Linked DNA regions of Homo sapiens: region 1 is linked to region 2. A link is an interaction called in ENCODE POLR2A ChIA-PET data of the cell type or tissue named here. Cell type or tissue: Panc1. All regions are shown on one strand. Each heading gives the region's core, and the rest is flanking DNA. Links, peaks and the distances in the headings are about the cores only. Region 1 has its middle 15 kb from the start of LINC02971. Region 2 has its middle 21 kb from the start of IRF2BP2.

The links. Peaks named below come from ENCODE experiments on the same cell type or tissue, not always from the same donor. Only the 100,000 strongest peaks of a DNase experiment are listed, where the experiment ranks them.
Region 1: POLR2A ChIA-PET joins it to region 2 with 6 read pairs; 2 of 35 experiments call an interaction of 5 or more read pairs at or near these places.

What each region holds. Positions count from the first base shown.
Region 1 is chr1:234,937,742-234,946,073 of GRCh38, forward strand. No RefSeq gene overlaps it. Among named protein-coding and RNA genes, the nearest start is that of LINC02971, 15 kb to the right of the region's middle. In Panc1, for the core only: no CTCF peak of the experiment used is centred there; no DNase peak of the experiment used is centred there; H3K27ac peaks cover 7,779 bases.
Region 2 is chr1:234,584,724-234,593,055 of GRCh38, forward strand. No RefSeq gene overlaps it. Among named protein-coding and RNA genes, the nearest start is that of IRF2BP2, 21 kb to the right of the region's middle. RefSeq lists an enhancer at 3,967-4,467. In Panc1, for the core only: no CTCF peak of the experiment used is centred there; no DNase peak of the experiment used is centred there; H3K27ac peaks cover 1,978 bases.

The sequences.
Region 1 (8,332 bases), core at 220-8,219, 350 kb after region 2:
AAGGTCACTGGAAGGAAATAAAAAACTTAGTGGCTTGATCGTCTTAAACGGTGTTTACAAATCTAAAAACGAAAATGCTCTGCAATTATGAAGCAAAGAAGATGGTCATCCTCTCTTTAACAAAACTGTTTTTGAAGGCTTCAAATTTGTTTTATGTATTTTGACAATGCAAGTGCAAGAAGAGGCAGAAGCAATGGTAAGTGTGAAATTTAATTAGAGATGTGTTTGAAATCTGAATCAGTATATCTAAGATGGATGTTCCAGATTCATGCATGACAGCTGATGAGAAGTTAGTTGCCTTTGGAGAGTATTGTTCACTTTGAGTTATATACACCTTCAAAATCAAGAAAACATAGAATTTTAAAAACTGGACTTGGTGTGTTTAAATTCTGGTGTCTGAATTTCTAGCAGAGTTTTTTTTTTTTCACTCTCCTTTCATTTTTATTTCTACAAACTATATGTAAAATGACTGAAAAATATTTTATAGGGTCCATTGCATCTAGATGGTAAAGGGAAATGACTGTTTTCTTTCTGATAAACTGAGGGTTATATAAGCAGAAATTTCCCAAAATGTATTCTGCAGAATATTGTGGTCAAATATGTTTGAGCAATGTTGACTAAAACAGAACAAAATTTTTTTTAACTGCAGGACTTCTCTAAACCTTTAACATACAAGATGTCCAAAATTGGTTTGAACATGGAATCTTTGGGGGCAGGATATTACACAGGACTGGAGACTCCTATAGAACACTTTAAACACGTCTGGAAGGTAAAGAGACAGAAAGCCAAACCATATTACTAGTTAGCTAAGATTAAATTTATGGAGGCTTTTCCCCTTTTTTGGGAAAAAATTAAAGCATTAGAAAACCTGCTCCCTGAGAGAAGCCCTACCAGAGGACCAGGGTGAGAGGGAAGAGAACGGGCTATGATCCCTAAGGGTGTCTGAGGCGGCTCTACTTTAAAAGATAGTTGCAGAGTGAGTCCTTTATTCTCCAAGAGGACTCAAAGAGGAATTACTTTATTAGCTTTCTTTCTTTTTTTTTTTTTCTTTTTTCTTTTTTTTTTTTTTTTGAGACACAGTCTTGCTCTATCGTCCAGGCTGGAGTATAATGGCGCGATCTCAGCTCACCGCAACCTCTGCCTCCCAGGTTCAAGTGATTATCCTGCCTCAGCCTCCCGAGTAGCTGGGACTACAGATGCATGCCACCATGCCCTGCTAATTGTCGTATTTTTAGTAAAGACAGGGTTTCACTATGTTGGCCAATCTGGTCTTGAACTCCTGACCCTGTGATCCACCCGCCTTGGCCTCCCTTTTGGGGATTATAGCTGTGAGCCACCACGCCCAGCCGCTTTCTTTCTAAGAGAAGGAACAAGAAGTAGCCCATTCTCCTAGGGACAGGGGATGTAATCAGACCCTCAGCATGTAAAGGGTTTAGTAGGGCAGGTTGCTACTCACGCCTATAATCCCAACACTTTGGGACGCCGCAGTGGGCAGATCACTTGAGTCAAGGAGTTTGAAACCAGCCTGGGCAACATGCTGAAATCCTGTCTCTACAAAAAAATATAAAAATTAACCAGGCATGGTGGCACACACGCCTACAGTCCCAGCTACCCCAGAGGCCGAGGTGAGAGGATCGCTGGACCCTAGGGGTCAGAGGTTGCAGTGAGCCCAGATCGTGCCACTGCACTCAAGCCTGCATGACAGAGCAGTATCCTGTCTCTAAATAAATAAATAGGGTTTAATAGAAAAACTCGCTGAGCCCTACCAAATCCCCAAGGGTGAAAGGTGGGGGACAGTGGGTGGTGGGAAGAAAGGAAAGCAGTGGTTCTAGATCCTGGACACAGAAATGATTTTAAAAATTATTTTTTAATTTTTTTAATTGACAAATAATAACTGCACATATTTGTAGCGATGGGGTACATAGTGATGTTTCCATACATACAACGTATAGTGATCAAGTCAGTGTAATTAGCATATCCATCATCTCAAACATTCATCATTTCCTTGTGTTGGGAACATTCAATATCCTCCTTCTAGCTGCCGGAAAGCAGGTAGTATTTTATTGTTAACTATAGTCATTCTACACTGATCTAGAGTGCTAGAGCTTAGTCCTGGGCTCCTGCCACCTGGATGTTGCTGAGATGAATGAACAGACCACATATGAGACTAAGAATGCCTTCCCACAAGGTTCTGAAACAGGGATCCAGCCCTGGGCTTGACCTCCCTCACCTCTTCCAGCCACCAGCTCCATCCACCAGCCCTGGCGGCAGCCGGTGCTCCTGCTCTGCCTCCTCCTAGGTCACAAGAGAAGAACTGCCCCTGGCCTGTCGAGGGCTGACAACTCCACTCGTTCCCAGAATCACATCACCACGCTCCTCATGGACACCTCTCCTGCCGCTGTCCTCTCTCCCACATCCCTCTCCAGCACCCGGGCCATTTTCATGCTTCTTTCCAGAGGGAAACTCTCCAAAGAGTTGTGCAGACACCATCACAACCTCCTTGCCACCCATTCTCTCTTCCAATAGCCCCAGTCTAGCTCTTCCTTCACCTCTTCCTAAAATAGTTTCCCAAAGACCTACGTTGAGCCAACGCTGATGCTCACACCACTGTCTTTGTCTCGCTCGAGCCCTCAACAGCATCAGAGTTGATCATCTCGTCTTAGAGATACTTCCTTCGGGTGACTTGCCACCCACCTCTATCTGGTTTTTCTCCTCCCTCCTCCCCATGCTTTCTCAGGATCCTTTGTCTCTTCCGGACCTCTACCTATCACTCAAATGCCCCAGAGCTCTGATATTAGCTCTTCTCTCTTCCACATCTACTCTCTCATCTAGTCCCGAGACTTTAAATGTCACCTATATGTAGATGACTTTCAAATGTTATCCCTGTGTCTGTTTATCCCTGAAGCCCTAGACTGGTCTAGCCCAACTGCCCAGCTCAGCATCTCCATTTAGATTTCAAATACGCAGCTCCAACTTCGCATGACCAAAAAGCGTCTCAATCCCAACTTAGCTCCCTAAGCCTCCTCATCTCAATAAATCATGCCAGCAGCATAGGCCAGAAACCTAAGAGTCAGATTTAACTCCTCTTTCTCATCTCCCAGTCATCCCCCAACATCCAGTCCAAGAGTAAAATCCACAGGGTCTACCTTCCTAGCACATCCTGAAACTGAAAGCTTTTCATCATCTCCCCAGACACTCCTCCAGTCTGAGCAGCAGCATCTCCGACTCGGACCCCTGCCGCATCCAGTCCTAACAGGCCTCCCTGCCACCATCGGTCTTGGCTCCTAGGGTTCACCTCCAGACCACAGCCAGAGTGAGTTTTCTATAGCACTGATTAGATCACATCACTCTTGTATTTGTTTCTTGTGGCTGTCATAACAAAGTACCACAAACCGGGAGGTGAAACAAGAGAAATGTATTCTCAGCATTCGGGAGGCCAGAAGTTCAAGATCAAGATGGCAGCAGGATCCGTTTCTTCTGGAGGCTCCAAGGGAGAACCCATTTCCTGCCTCTCTCCTAGCTTTTGGTGGTTGCTGGGAATCTTTGCCACTCTTTGGCTTGTATCGCCCCAACCCCTACCTCCATCTCCACATTACCCTCTTCTCTGTGTGACTCATTTTCTGTTTCTTACAAAGACATTCTTATTGGATTCAGAGCCCACCTTGATCCAGGATGGATCTTCATCCTTGCCTTCATTACTTCTGCAAATAACCTATTTGCAAATAAGGTCACATTCAGAGTTTCCCAGTGGGCGTGAATTTTGGAGGTCACTATTCAACCCACTCTAACTCCCCCACTTAAAACTTCCCAGTGATTTCCTGTTGTCACAAGAATAAAATCCAAATCCCCATCAGGTCCTGGGGATCTAGCATCTGCCTAGTCCTTCGACCTCATTTCCTTCCACCCTGCTTTCGTTCACCACACTCCAGCTACACTGGCTTCTTTCTCTCCCTTGAGCATGCCAAGGTATTCCCACCTCCAACCCTTTGCACTTGCTATTCCTTCCTCTTGGAACACCATTTCCCCAGACTTGCACATGGCTGCCTCTTCATCATTCAGATCAAAACAAAAAATGCCAGGTCAAGAGAATTTTTCTGACTGTTCTGTTAGCTAAATCTACATATAAATCTACATAGCTAAAGCAACCCCCACTGTTAGTCACTACCTCATTACACTACTTTATCTCCTTTGTGGCAAATAACAGTATCTTAAATCACTGGGTTTATTTGTTGATGAACTTACTAGCTACACCCATAAGAAAGTAAGTGCCTTGCGTGCAGGGCTTTCTAACTGGCTTAGAGCCCTACTATTCACACAGTAGGTGCTTGTGGAAGAAATTTTGGACTGGCCCATTCAAAATCCATGGCATCTGGAGTGCAACTACCGTCACAACGGAAAGTTGCCTTCCTGAAATGCAGAAGCTGGAATGCTAAAAACCACATTTCCCAGGCACCCCTGCAACCAAAGTCCCAGTTGTAATTTAAATTCCTCAAATAACAGGTAGTCATGCAAGACTTGAATTTCGAACTGGGTTCAGAGGAGACAGAAGCCTTGGATGTGAGGCATCTGTTTGGGGGGCACAGATTGTAGCAGCTGTATGGCAGCTTTGCAGTGGGTGGCCAGCTTCCTGGTGGTAGCAGGAGCAGCAGCTCTTAGTGGGCTCACCCATGAACATTCAGCCTAGAACTAGATACCTGTGATGTCATTTAGGGACCACCGAGATAATCCAGAAGAATCTCCCCATCTTAAAATTCTTATCACATCTGCAAAATCCTTTTTTTTTTTTTTTTTTCGAGACAGAGCCTCACTCTGTTGCCCAGGCTGCTGGAGTGCAATGGCACCATGTCAGCTCACTGCAATCTCTACCTCCTGGGCTCAAGTGATCCTCCTGCATCAGCCTCTCAAGTAGTTAGGATTACAGGCATTCATCACCATGCCCACCTAACTTTTTGCATTTTTAGTAGAGACGGGGTTTTGCTATGTTGGCCAGGTGGGTCTCGAACTCCTGGCCTCAAGTGATCCACCCTCCTCAGCCTCCCAAAGTGCTGGGATTACAGGCATAAGTCACCTCACCCAGCCCCGCAAAATTCCTTTTATCCAAATAAGGTAAATGTTTTAGTTTTTCCAGGCTGCTGAAACAAACTACTATAAACTGAGTGGCTTACAAACAACAGAAATTTGTTTATCACAGTTCTGGAGGCTGGGAAGTCCAAGGTCAGGACACTGGCAGAGGTGATATCTGGGTGAGACAGGAGAATAGGGAATTAGGGTAACCAAGGGTTAAGGCATAAGCAAAAGAACAGCAGGTGCAGCCAGTTCTAGGCAAGATTAGGCAGCATACAGGCCACATTTTTACTCCAGTGATAACAAGACAGAAGTTTCCATCTCAGCCTCTGATTGATAGCAGGCCAAGCTTCCACTTCAGCCTCTGATTGGTCACAGGGCAATCCTTCATAAGATGGAACCAACTGGAGACCTCTAAAGGGCACCTAGGGGTGTTACCAAATTATTTCAGCTTAATAAAAACCCGAATTGGGAGGTTCTTGAGTTGCCGGCTCGAGCCTGTTCCCACTCTGTGAAGTGTACTTTCGCTTCAATAATCTGTACTTGTGTTACTTCATTCTTTTGTTGCTTCATTTGTCTTTCATTGCTTCATTCTTTTGCTGCTTTGTTTGTGCATTTTGTTCAACTCTTTGTTCAACACCCCAAGAACCTAGACAACTCACAGTCAAGACCTTCCATCCATTAACATGGGGAGGGCTCGCTTCCTGGTTCATACATAGTGATGGACTTTCTTGCTGTGTCCTCACATGGTGGGAGGGACTAGCTCTGCACTCTCTTTTACAAGGGCACCTCCCAAAGGCCCCACCTCCTATTACCGTCACCTTGGGCATTAGGATTTCAGCAGATGAATTTGGGATAGGACACCAATATTCAGCTGTAATATTTATAGGTTCCAGGAATTAGGACCTGATATTTTGGGGGAGGCAATAATTCAGCTTACTACACTGGCCTTGACCAGAAAACTATGTTCTAAGATCTTTTCCAGCTATTCAAAGGGAATGCCACTGGCGTGCGTGCCCGTCTCCTACCCCACCTCCATTTATTTCTCCCTTGAAGGACTTACCTAATGAGGGAAAGTGAGGAGAAAGGGAAAGAGCAAACATGCAATGGCTGCAGACACTCAGCCAAGGGAACTAGGAAGTGCGTGAGCCAAGCTCTGAACAGGTGTAGACACTCAGCCGAGAGACGAAAACGAATAACCAAATTGCTGGAGCATCAGCCAAGTGTATTCAGCTGCATCTGATAGGCCAAGAGAGGGACAAGTGCTTGGCATGTTCACCTTAGCAGACAGGTGCATTGGGCCTGGTATGCCCTTGGAAAAAGATCCCTTCCCAGGTGAGGGCTGGCTTTCCAGGAAAACTCCAGCCAGCCTCGCCCATTTTTAAGGACAAGGAGGAGGAAGGAGGCAAGAGAGAGAATGAGAATAGGGAAGTAGGAACAGATGGCTTCCTGGACCCGAGAGGCTATTCACCAAAGATCAAAAGAAGTGAAGAGATGAAGGAATTATCTGGATAAATTAAGCAAAAATAAAAAGAGGCAATGGGACTTGGGGACCTTTCCAGCCAGGGCCGGTTGTCTACACTGTTAAGCTCACTAGACAATTGTTCAGACTTTTCTGCACGTGAGAGGGCAACAAAAAACTGACCCCAGGGTAGGTCTAAAAGCCCCCGATTCCTTCTCCCATCTTAGCACCCCTTTGACATTAAGTCAAGCCATTCAACCTGAGTAGAAATAAAATAAGAATATCAAAGTAGTGCCTGCATATAATTAGGCAATACTGACCAAAATAAAGTAGGTTTGATCTCTTTAATGGGTGAATAAAATGCTGACATCAGCACCATGTTGTTTGGCAAAATGTGCAATATTAATTCATTCATTTGATAACTAATAAGTACCTGGGGATATATTGATTAATCAGACATGAATCTTGCTCTCAAGCAGCTTACAGTCTAATAAAAGACATAGAGCATGCTCATAAATAATGCATTTAATCTTATCAATAAACCTGTGAGCTAGTCACCCTGACTCCCACTTTATGGATGAGAAAAACTCAAGTTTGCAGTAAACACCTTGTACAGAGTCATACAGTTAGTGGCAGAGCCTGGATTTGAGCCACATGTCTCACTGCTAAAGCCCATACTTTTTTCACATGACTCTAAGGTTTTCTGAAGAAGAAACCTTTGAATTTTCAAAGCTATATGGGATTTGAACAAGTGGAGATGAAAGAAAGGGCACTTAATGTAGAGAAAAAAGAAGAAGTACAGAGATGCCGTTGTGATATTAATCGACATGGGAAATAAGAAATAGGAAGTTTGTGGATGGAAATTATGAGCTCAACTTTTAAAAATATCTTTGAAGGACTTCTAGGACACGCAGCTAGAAAAAACAGCAGTCATTCAGAAATGCAAAACTGGAACCCCACAGAGAAGCCTAGACCGGATATTTAGATCTGGGTGTCCTCACCCAAAAAAGAATGGTGGAAGCCATGAATCCACTAAGGCACAAAGTCTATGATGAGAAGACGAAAGAAGAGAAAGGGCCAAGAACCTTTGGAAGTTCTACCGTTAGGAAGTAGAAGAAAGGAATGGAAGGTGGAAAAGAATGAGTAGGCAGGAGAGCTGAGAAAGTCAAGCATTCCAGAACACAGGGGAGGAGAAACTTGAGGGATGAAAGCCCGATGAATTCTACAAGGAGAACAAGGAGAATGAGTTTTGATTGGTAAAAGGCACTGGATGGGCAAGTAGGAGGCTTTTGGTGACGTTTAAATAAGAGCATGTGTTTGAGTAATGGAAACAACAAGGATAAATTGCCCCTTCAAAAACTCTGATAACAAAAGGGAGGAAAAAGAAGAAATAAGAACAAGGGACAGATAATTTTTATGGAATAATCCCAGGCTTGTCTGCATAATTTAAAACATTATGGGCTAGGCGTGGTGGCTCACACCTGTAATCCCAACACTTGGGGAGGCCAAGGCAGGTGGATCACAAGGTCAGAAGATCAAGATCATCCTGGCCAACATGGTGAAATGTTGGCCATTTCTTCTAAAAAATACAAAAATTAGCTGGGCATGGCAGTGTGTGCCTGTAGTCCCAGCTACTCAGGAGGCTGAGGCAGGAGAATTGCTTGAACCCGGGAGGCAGAGGCTGCAGTGGGCCGAGATGGTGCCACTGCACCCCAGCCTGGGTGAAACAGCAAGACTCCATCTCGAAAAAAAAAAAAAAAAAAAAAAAAAATATATATATATATATATATATATATATATATATAT
Region 2 (8,332 bases), core at 326-8,325:
TTCAGGATTAAATAGTGAATCACGTTGTGGACACATAATTCAAATCCATTTTTTTTTTTTAATGCCCAAACCTGGGCTGTTAGCAACTTTGCTAAGCTTCATTCCTTTTCCTGCACCTCTCCCTAAGCCTGCAGCCATGCATCTAGGACTCAGGGATATCTCTGGGTGGGGGTAGAGGTGAAGTCAGGCAGAAGTGTCAGGGATGAAATGTCACAGTGTTATTATAGACCTAAGGACTGGCCCTAGAGGAGGGGGCTCCCATCTCCTGGCTCCTTTCCAAGCTGGTAAGAGCCTGGCAGTCATGCTGGAGAGACAGGGGGGACATCTAAGCTGCTGAATGGAGTTCAAGTCTCCACCACCAGGGAAAGTTCTTCTCTCAGGGTCTTCCTTGCTTTCTCCTTGGACCCAATCTGTCCGCAGGAAGCAGAATTGCTGGAGAGCTTGCCTTTAATTGATGCTTGGTGCTTAAAAGAATGGTATCTGGCCCGCAGCCAGGAACCTCTGCGGGGAGATGTGAGCTTACTCTCTGGAGTCCTCTCTCTCTATGGCATCAATTGATGAAAATAAAATCTGCATTTCGTGACATTACTATATACCCATGAAATAGGATTTAAAAGGGTCCTGATTGGTGAAAATAAAAATGAGTCAGTTCTCATTTGCTCAGTTTTACCCTTCAATTCAAAAAGCCTGTGCTCTGTATCTTAGCCTCTCAGAGGCCACACCAGATTCTTGTACGGTCTGCTCAGCCTCCTCAAACTGCTGTGACAACAGCCCTGGATTCTCGGATACACTGACACATGTTTCTAACCCTCAATCCTGCCACCCTCTGCTTTTGCTCCTCCTGCTGAGAATTCCCAAGGGAAGAGCTCTGAGATCTTGACCCTCTTCAATCCCAGTTCAACACAACATCCCTTTGGTTAATTTCTGAGAAAATATCCCAAGTGGTTATTTCAGATAGTTTTCTTGGACTTACTGCTTCTGTCTTGAGTTCTGAAAGTCTGCGTATCTGTGCCCTCCTGTGTAGGCTGGGAGCTTCTTGAGGGCCTGGCTTCTTTCTTTTTGCCCTGGCACCCAGCATAGTGCCTGGTGCATGTGAATGATAAATCACGCGTGTCGAATGCATGAGTCAGTGGGGGAATGAATGGAAAAGCACTGCTTGGACAGCACAAATACAAAAACGGATCTACAGACTACATAACCAAAAGACTTCTCTACACACACATCCTGAGCACCAAGGAAACTTCTGTTTGGGCTGCTGACCATGAAATCTACTCTGCTTAGTTGCTGTGTTCATCTTCGTCCTCCAGTCTGGACTCTCAGTCTCCCTGACCCAGAACTCCTCGGCCCCAGCTCTGCTCAGCCCGACCTGGACCCTCGGCAACCTGGTCCGTTTCCTGTCTGATGTTCTTTAACATCACCCACTACCACTCTTGGCCAACTCTGGAGGTAGGGGGAGGAGAGGAAGATCTTCTTCTGCCTTGCGGCATGTCCCGGCATAACAGAAAGTCATTCTTATATGCTCATCTAGGCATTTAGACTTCTTCCAAGATTGGGTGGTGCTTCCATTCTCATAAACGACCCACATTTGCAACCTTGGAGTCATCGTTGAAGCCCCCTTCTTGTCCATGCCCTTAAACAGGTCAGATTCTGAGTCGTATCAGCCCCTTCTTTGAAATGTCTCATCTGCTCCTTCTCTGCTGCCATCCTGGTCCAGTTGCTCAGAATTGGGTTATCTTACTGGCCTGTTGGCAGCCTTAATCCTATCCCCGCCTTGTTCCAGGGTCAGCTGCCTGACTTGCCACTGTCATCATGGGCCACACTGAATTCTTGGCCCCTCCCTGTGCATGAGTTTCTGGGCCCCTGGAAGTTTCATCTTATCCTATTTACTTCCCATCACGTAGACAGTCCTTCATGCTTCCCAAAATATAGGATGCTAATTTCTGTCTCTTTGTCCCACCGCTCATGTCCCTCCTCTCAGGTCTCACTTGAGTCTGTCTTCTCCATGAAAACTTCCTTTTCCCTTTCACTCCCCTCTGTAACCACCATGCACCCCTAATCCAAATCCTACCGCTCCACACCTGCATGCGTACTATCTTACACTGGGTTCATAATTGAGTGTGCATTAGCTTGAAATTGCCAAATAGGCTCATAAGTTCTTTGGGAACAGAATGTGAATCTTAACTTGTGTTTCTCGCGGTACCTGCTGGAGAGAAGAACTTACATATTATTATGCTTGGGTTCATGATTGACTAACCTTTGCTGAAGAAAATTGGGGAAAGTGTTAGTTCACAAACATTATACATATTTTGCTTGGGAAAAATGAGGGCTTGCAATGGGGATTTTGTTGACATTGGCTGCTGCTGCTACTTTCATTTCTGCTTTTTCTTTCTCCTTCTCTTTCTCCTTTTCCTTCGTGTTAATCAAATCTCTCTCTCTCTCTCCAGTCCTTTTGCTGTAGGCTATAAGACTGTTGGATCATAATAACAATCTAAAATCTCCAGTACCACACACGTAGGAGGCACACAATAAATGTTTGTCAAATGACTTAATCCATGAAATATTTTATATCTAGAATCCTTAAAATCCCATAGCAGTGGCTGGGCGTGGGGTTCACGCCTGTAATCCGAGCACTTTGGGAGGCCAAGGGCGAGCAGATCACGAGGTCAGAAGTTCGAGACCAGCCCGGTCAACATGGTAAAACTCCGTCTCTACTAAAGATACAAAAAATTAGCTGGGCATCATGGCATGTGCCTGTAATCCCAGCTACTCAGGAGGCTGAGGCAGGAGAATCGCTTGAACCTGGGAGGTGGAGGTTGCAGTGAGCCGAGATTGTGCCACTGCACTCCAGCCTGGGCAACAGGGTGAGACTGTCTCAAAAAAAAAAAAAAGAAAAAGAAAAATCCCATAGTGGTTAAGCCAAATACCTCCTTTGTTTTTAATTCCTAAACCCAGAGCTTTCAATGTTTGAGTATCCTAAGCACTACATCCATTTCTATGTGTTTCTCTATTCGCTCCTCTTTCTTCCACTTCTATTCTGCTCTATCCAATTTTCTGCTATCCTCTTAACAGTGATTATTTGGCTTTCAAAACATCCTCTCATGAAATAAAGTTCCATGATTATTAATTGCAATTGTTGGACATTATCATATTTGCTATAGCAAGAGATAATCCATGAAGATTAATCAGTGTGAAATGTGCAATTTATGAAATGACCTTTATATACCCTAAGGAAAAAAAATTAACACATTAATAGAGATGAGTTTGCTGGTGCATTTGTTACTAGACTCTCCAAAGGTGATCATACATATTTCTAGAAATCACCTTGCCTTCGGAATTGGAGCCCCAGATTCAAGGTATGTGTGGTCTCTCATGTTTCCCCTAAACCACACTGTATTGAATTTGAATAATCAACCTGCATGTATAACGGGGCTGTCAATGAGAGTTAATTAATAATGTCACATGGCAGGACATTGCATGTTGTTGAATCACACTGCTACCTGCCACAGTAGAACTGAGGGACCTATGTGAGTGCCCCTTGAGAAAACCTAAATAAAAATCAGGAAGAGGAAATAGAAATATTCCATTGACTATTTAGGTCCATGCATAGATAGTATGTATTTTAAAACTAAATAATTTATGTTTTCTTTGTGATAGCGATTCCACATTTTATTCAGCATAGCAATCATGACAATTGATTCATAAAAGCAACATTGCCCAATCAATGGACTAGAAATACAGTCACTGTGAATATAAATTCTTTCCTCTTCTAACGATCCCAAGCTAATCATTTCAGCTCTTCTGGCTCGTTTTCCTGATTAAACCAGGAGAATAAAGACAACAGTAACATGTGACTCCTACATTAGCAAGCTAAGCATGAAGAATGAGTATAAACCCGTCTGTAAGCAAAGGGGTTTGGGGGATTTGTATAATCCATTCCATGGCACGTCTTAACTAATATTCCCTGTACTGATAAGGCCAAAAAAAAAAATGTAACTCTCAAATAGCAAAAAGAAGAAAATGGGATTAGAGTTAGATCAGCTTCACTTTATAACTATAAATAATTTAAAGCAAGTCGCTCGGCTTTGCCTCAGTTTTCTGTTCTGTAAAAGTGTTTCTTAGAGGCGGTTATGAGGATTAAATGACCCGACAGAGGCAAAACAGCTTTGTAAACCATAAATCATTTTGTTCGGAGTCAACAGGATGACTTTTTCCCCTCACACAATTTAGAATTATGTACCTGTTGAGGTAGCAACGCCCTCGTTTAATCCCAGCCATGTTTGGTCCCCAAATGCCTCTCTCACTCGCCCAGAGTGATACTGAGGCCACAAAAAGCTCTGCTGTTTTTTTTTTCTCGTGGTCTTTCTCAATTCCAACGTGGTACACAGGTACCTGGCGTGTGTCTGCTCAGACAGTGGATGGCCCTTGTTCAAAGACTGATGGGAACACCTAGTGTACGAGGTGGCGCCGGGGCCGCCCACACCAACAGGCCGTGTGCTCCCATCTCACTGTGCACGAGGAACCGGTGTGCTTTTCGGCCAGGCTGCATCACCCTCCCTCCCTTGGCTTTCTGTGTGACGTGCCTGTGCCAGAGACTGCAGTGGCAGCACAGTAAAGAGGGAAGAGGCCTAGAGAGAGGGCGGGGTGGAGGAGGCATTTTACAACTTGCTAAGATGTGTCTTCCCACCTCAGTTGTTGGTTTTTTAAACAAAAACAAACTACAGATCAAAAATCTCAAAGAACCCCCTCTTCTGGGCTGCCCCAACTTGTCTCTAAGCCACCTTCTTCCTTCATTCTTTGTCCCTGCCAAGCCACTAATCAGAACAGCGTGAATCATGCACCTCAGCTCTGGGTGGCTCCCAGCAACATCCCAGATCCCGCAGTTGTAAAGCCAGCTGCTAGGAGTTTAATCCTGTTGAGGTGAGCACTCCCTGTGTCAGAGGGAGGGGCAAACAGATCAGGGACAAGGACATCTGAAGTGAGCACATGTCCACCAGCCACGACCCCACTCTGCCATGCTGTACTGATACTGCCCTGATATCCACACAGGGAACACCCTTCTTTCCAGGCAGCCCTGCTTTGGAGGCTGATGTGGAGTACTAAGTTTATCTCCCAATATCCAGGCCATTCCTCAGCCACTGTGCAGCAACCATTTATTGTGGTGGGACTGATCCTACTCCCAATTGCAGGGAAAGACTCCTAACTAGATGCCAGTCAGGGCAATCCCATGCCTTTGCCCTGGGATTGGTTAGGGCATGGGCAGACCTGAGCCAATCAGAGCAGAGCTTTTCCTTGCCCACGATGATGATGTCGGGACTGAGCCAATCAGAGGGAAGCTTGGGACTTGTTCTAAAAGGAATGCTCTGCCCTCTTTCCTCTTGGATGTGAAAGAGAAAGTGCATCATCCTGTAAGCAGGAGGGAAGCCTGCCTGAAGATAGTATCAACATAGTGAAGGTACAGACACGAGAATCAGAGAGAGAAGATGCTTAAACCTTAAGCAAGTCAGACCTAGGGTCTACCTGACTGTAGATTTTATTAGTTCCCAGAGCCATTAAGTTCCCTTTATAGTTTAAGCCTATTTGAGTAGGATTTTCTGTGATTTTTGCCCTTGAAAGCATCGCAACTGGTAGAGGCGTCATTGTCTGGGGATGGAAAAGGAAACTTGGAAAGTGGCCATGATGGTTAATGTCATGTGTCAGCTTGGCTAGGCTATGGTGCCCAGTTGGCCAAACACCAGTCGAGATGTTGCCTTGAAAGTATTTTAAAATGTAATATTTAGATCAGTAGACTTCAAGTAAAGCAAATTACCCTCCATAATGTAGATGGACCTCATCCAATCAGCTGAGGACCTTTAAAACAAAGACTGAGGTTTCCTGAAGAAGAAGGAACGGGACCTCAAGTTTACAGCATAAATGTCTTGCTTAAGTTTCTAGCCTGCAGATTTTCAGACTGAAGACTGCAGCATGAACTCCACAACAAAATTCCAGCATGCTGGCCTGCTCTACAGATGTTAGACTTTCCAGTCTCCACAATCACATCAGCCAATTCCTTAAAATCGGTCTCTCTCTTTCTCTATCCTATTGGTTCTGTATATTAGTCAGGCTCTGGAGAGCCCTGACTTATACAGTGGCACCAAACTTGTTTACTAGGAAGGGACAGGCACTGGTTCAACTGATTTGGTGGCAAAATCTGATTTGGGAGATGATGGGCTGGGATGAGGTGCAGCAACCTAAGCTCCAAGAGTCTCAGACACAGTCCAGAAAGTGGTTGGCATCATGGAGCCCAAGATGAAGTAGCAGAGACTCAACAGGAAGCCATAGTATGGTGACAGGGAAACTGGACAGAACACCATCCCCTAGGAGATGCTGGGAAGAAAACAAGGCAAGCAGCAGAGTCCTCTTCGCTGTACTGGGGCTTATGGTAGATCTCCAGTCCTAGAAGAGACCTAAGGATGTGGGGACCGGGCAACCAAATAGAGCCTAGGCATAGGCCAAGGCACAGTCCTGTCCCATGGACTTGCCCGACATGGGTCCAGAGAGAGAAGAAGTAGCTAAGAGGTGTGATCTAGGGGCCTGGAGCCACCTAGAAGCCTTTCCTAAGGACAGTAGCCCTGGGGCTTGGCAGGGAAGGAAACCCAGGGAGCCACAAGGGAACTCAGAGCTACAAGATGATCTTGGGACTGGAAGAGGTCCCTCAAAAGTCCACTTCATGCTTGGGTTAGCCTGGGGACTGGGGCGGATGTGAGCCTTCATGGTGGGACCTGGGAGCCCAAAGCAAAGGAGTTTCAGTGTCTCTTCCTCTACGAACCCGTCCCCCTTGCTACCTCACTTCTGGCAGAGTGACTATATCTTCCCTATGCCCCCATGGTGTCTTATAAACGCATTTATTATGGCTCAAGGAAGACAAAGCAGGTAGGCCATAGCTCCCATCTTAGCAATCTTACATTGAGTCTTGACCACACATTGAAATGAGACACTCATTTGTATAGGCCCCCAATTAGTAGCAGAGGTATTTCAAATCTCTTGTCAGATATGCCCAAAGGAACCAGCCTCCTTCTGTTTCTATATTCAGACTTTGTCTCTGGTGGCCTTTCTATGGGGACTAAAGTAAAGGGCAGCAGGTCTTCCCAGCCTTGCTAGGAGGAAGGCTGTGGTCTCTTCTGGTGCCTTTGACCTCCTGGCTCCCACTGTGGACCTCATGGCAAACTTGAGCAGAGCATTTCTGCAAGGCAGTGCAGAAACGTGACCCAGTGACTTATAACTGCACAAAAGCCATGAGAACCAGCTCACAGAAAAGGCGGCATCCTCAGGACGAGCTTAGGATTCGGAAGAACTGTGTTGGATACATATCTCAGGTGGTCAGAGAAGAGTTCATCAGTCATCTTGATATTTGTAAAAATGTTGTGTAAGAAAAGCAGGTTCCCAACTTCATCACTAAAGCAAAGCTCGCGTAGAAAATCCCAAGTTAGACAATAAAAGTCAGCATTTTTATGTTACTTAAGAGTTCGCAGAGCGTTTTCATGCTCATAATTCTATAATATAAGCATTAGCGTTCCCTCCATAGCTAGGGTGTGATGAGTGATATATACATTTAGTTAATTTAGCATAAAACTGACCTTAGCCCTGGCTGCCAGGGAGAGACGGAACCAAAACTAAAGCAGCCTTCGAATCCTCCAAACCAACCTCTCTCTGACTCCTAGAACATGGCGCCCTTTCTTGCTTCTCTTCCCCATAGCCAAAAAGGGACCAGAGCTCCCCACAGTGGGGCTTGTAGGAGCCTGAACAGAGCAGAGGCACGCAGACTTGCAACTGAAGACTTAGAGCAGAGTCTGCAGAGCACAAACAGGACAGAGGACCAGAAATCCATTACCACTGGAAGTGGTGGGGTTGGGTTCCACCAAGTAGGGGTCTGGAGAGGGGTCTCTGAAGCTTGAGGGTGTTAAATAGTCATTTAAAGAAGATTGGCCAGGCGCTGTGGTTCACACCTGTAATCCCAGCACTTTGGGAGGCCGAGGCAGGTGGATTGCTTTGAGTTCAGGAGTTCAAGACCAGCCTGGGCAACATGGCAAAACCCCGTCTCTACTAAAAATACAAAACTTAGCCAGGTGTGGTGGCATGTGCCTATAGTCCCAGCTACTCGGGAGGCTGAGGCTGGAGAATCTCTTAAACCCAGGGGGCAGAGGCTGCAGTGAGCCGAGATCATGCCACTGCACTCCAGCCTGGACGACAGAACGAGTCTCCATCTGGTTAAAAAAAAAAAAAAAAAAAAAAAAACAAAAAAAAAACTATCAGAGGAACTCTATCCACAGAAGACCTGAGTGGGAAGGCTGTGTGA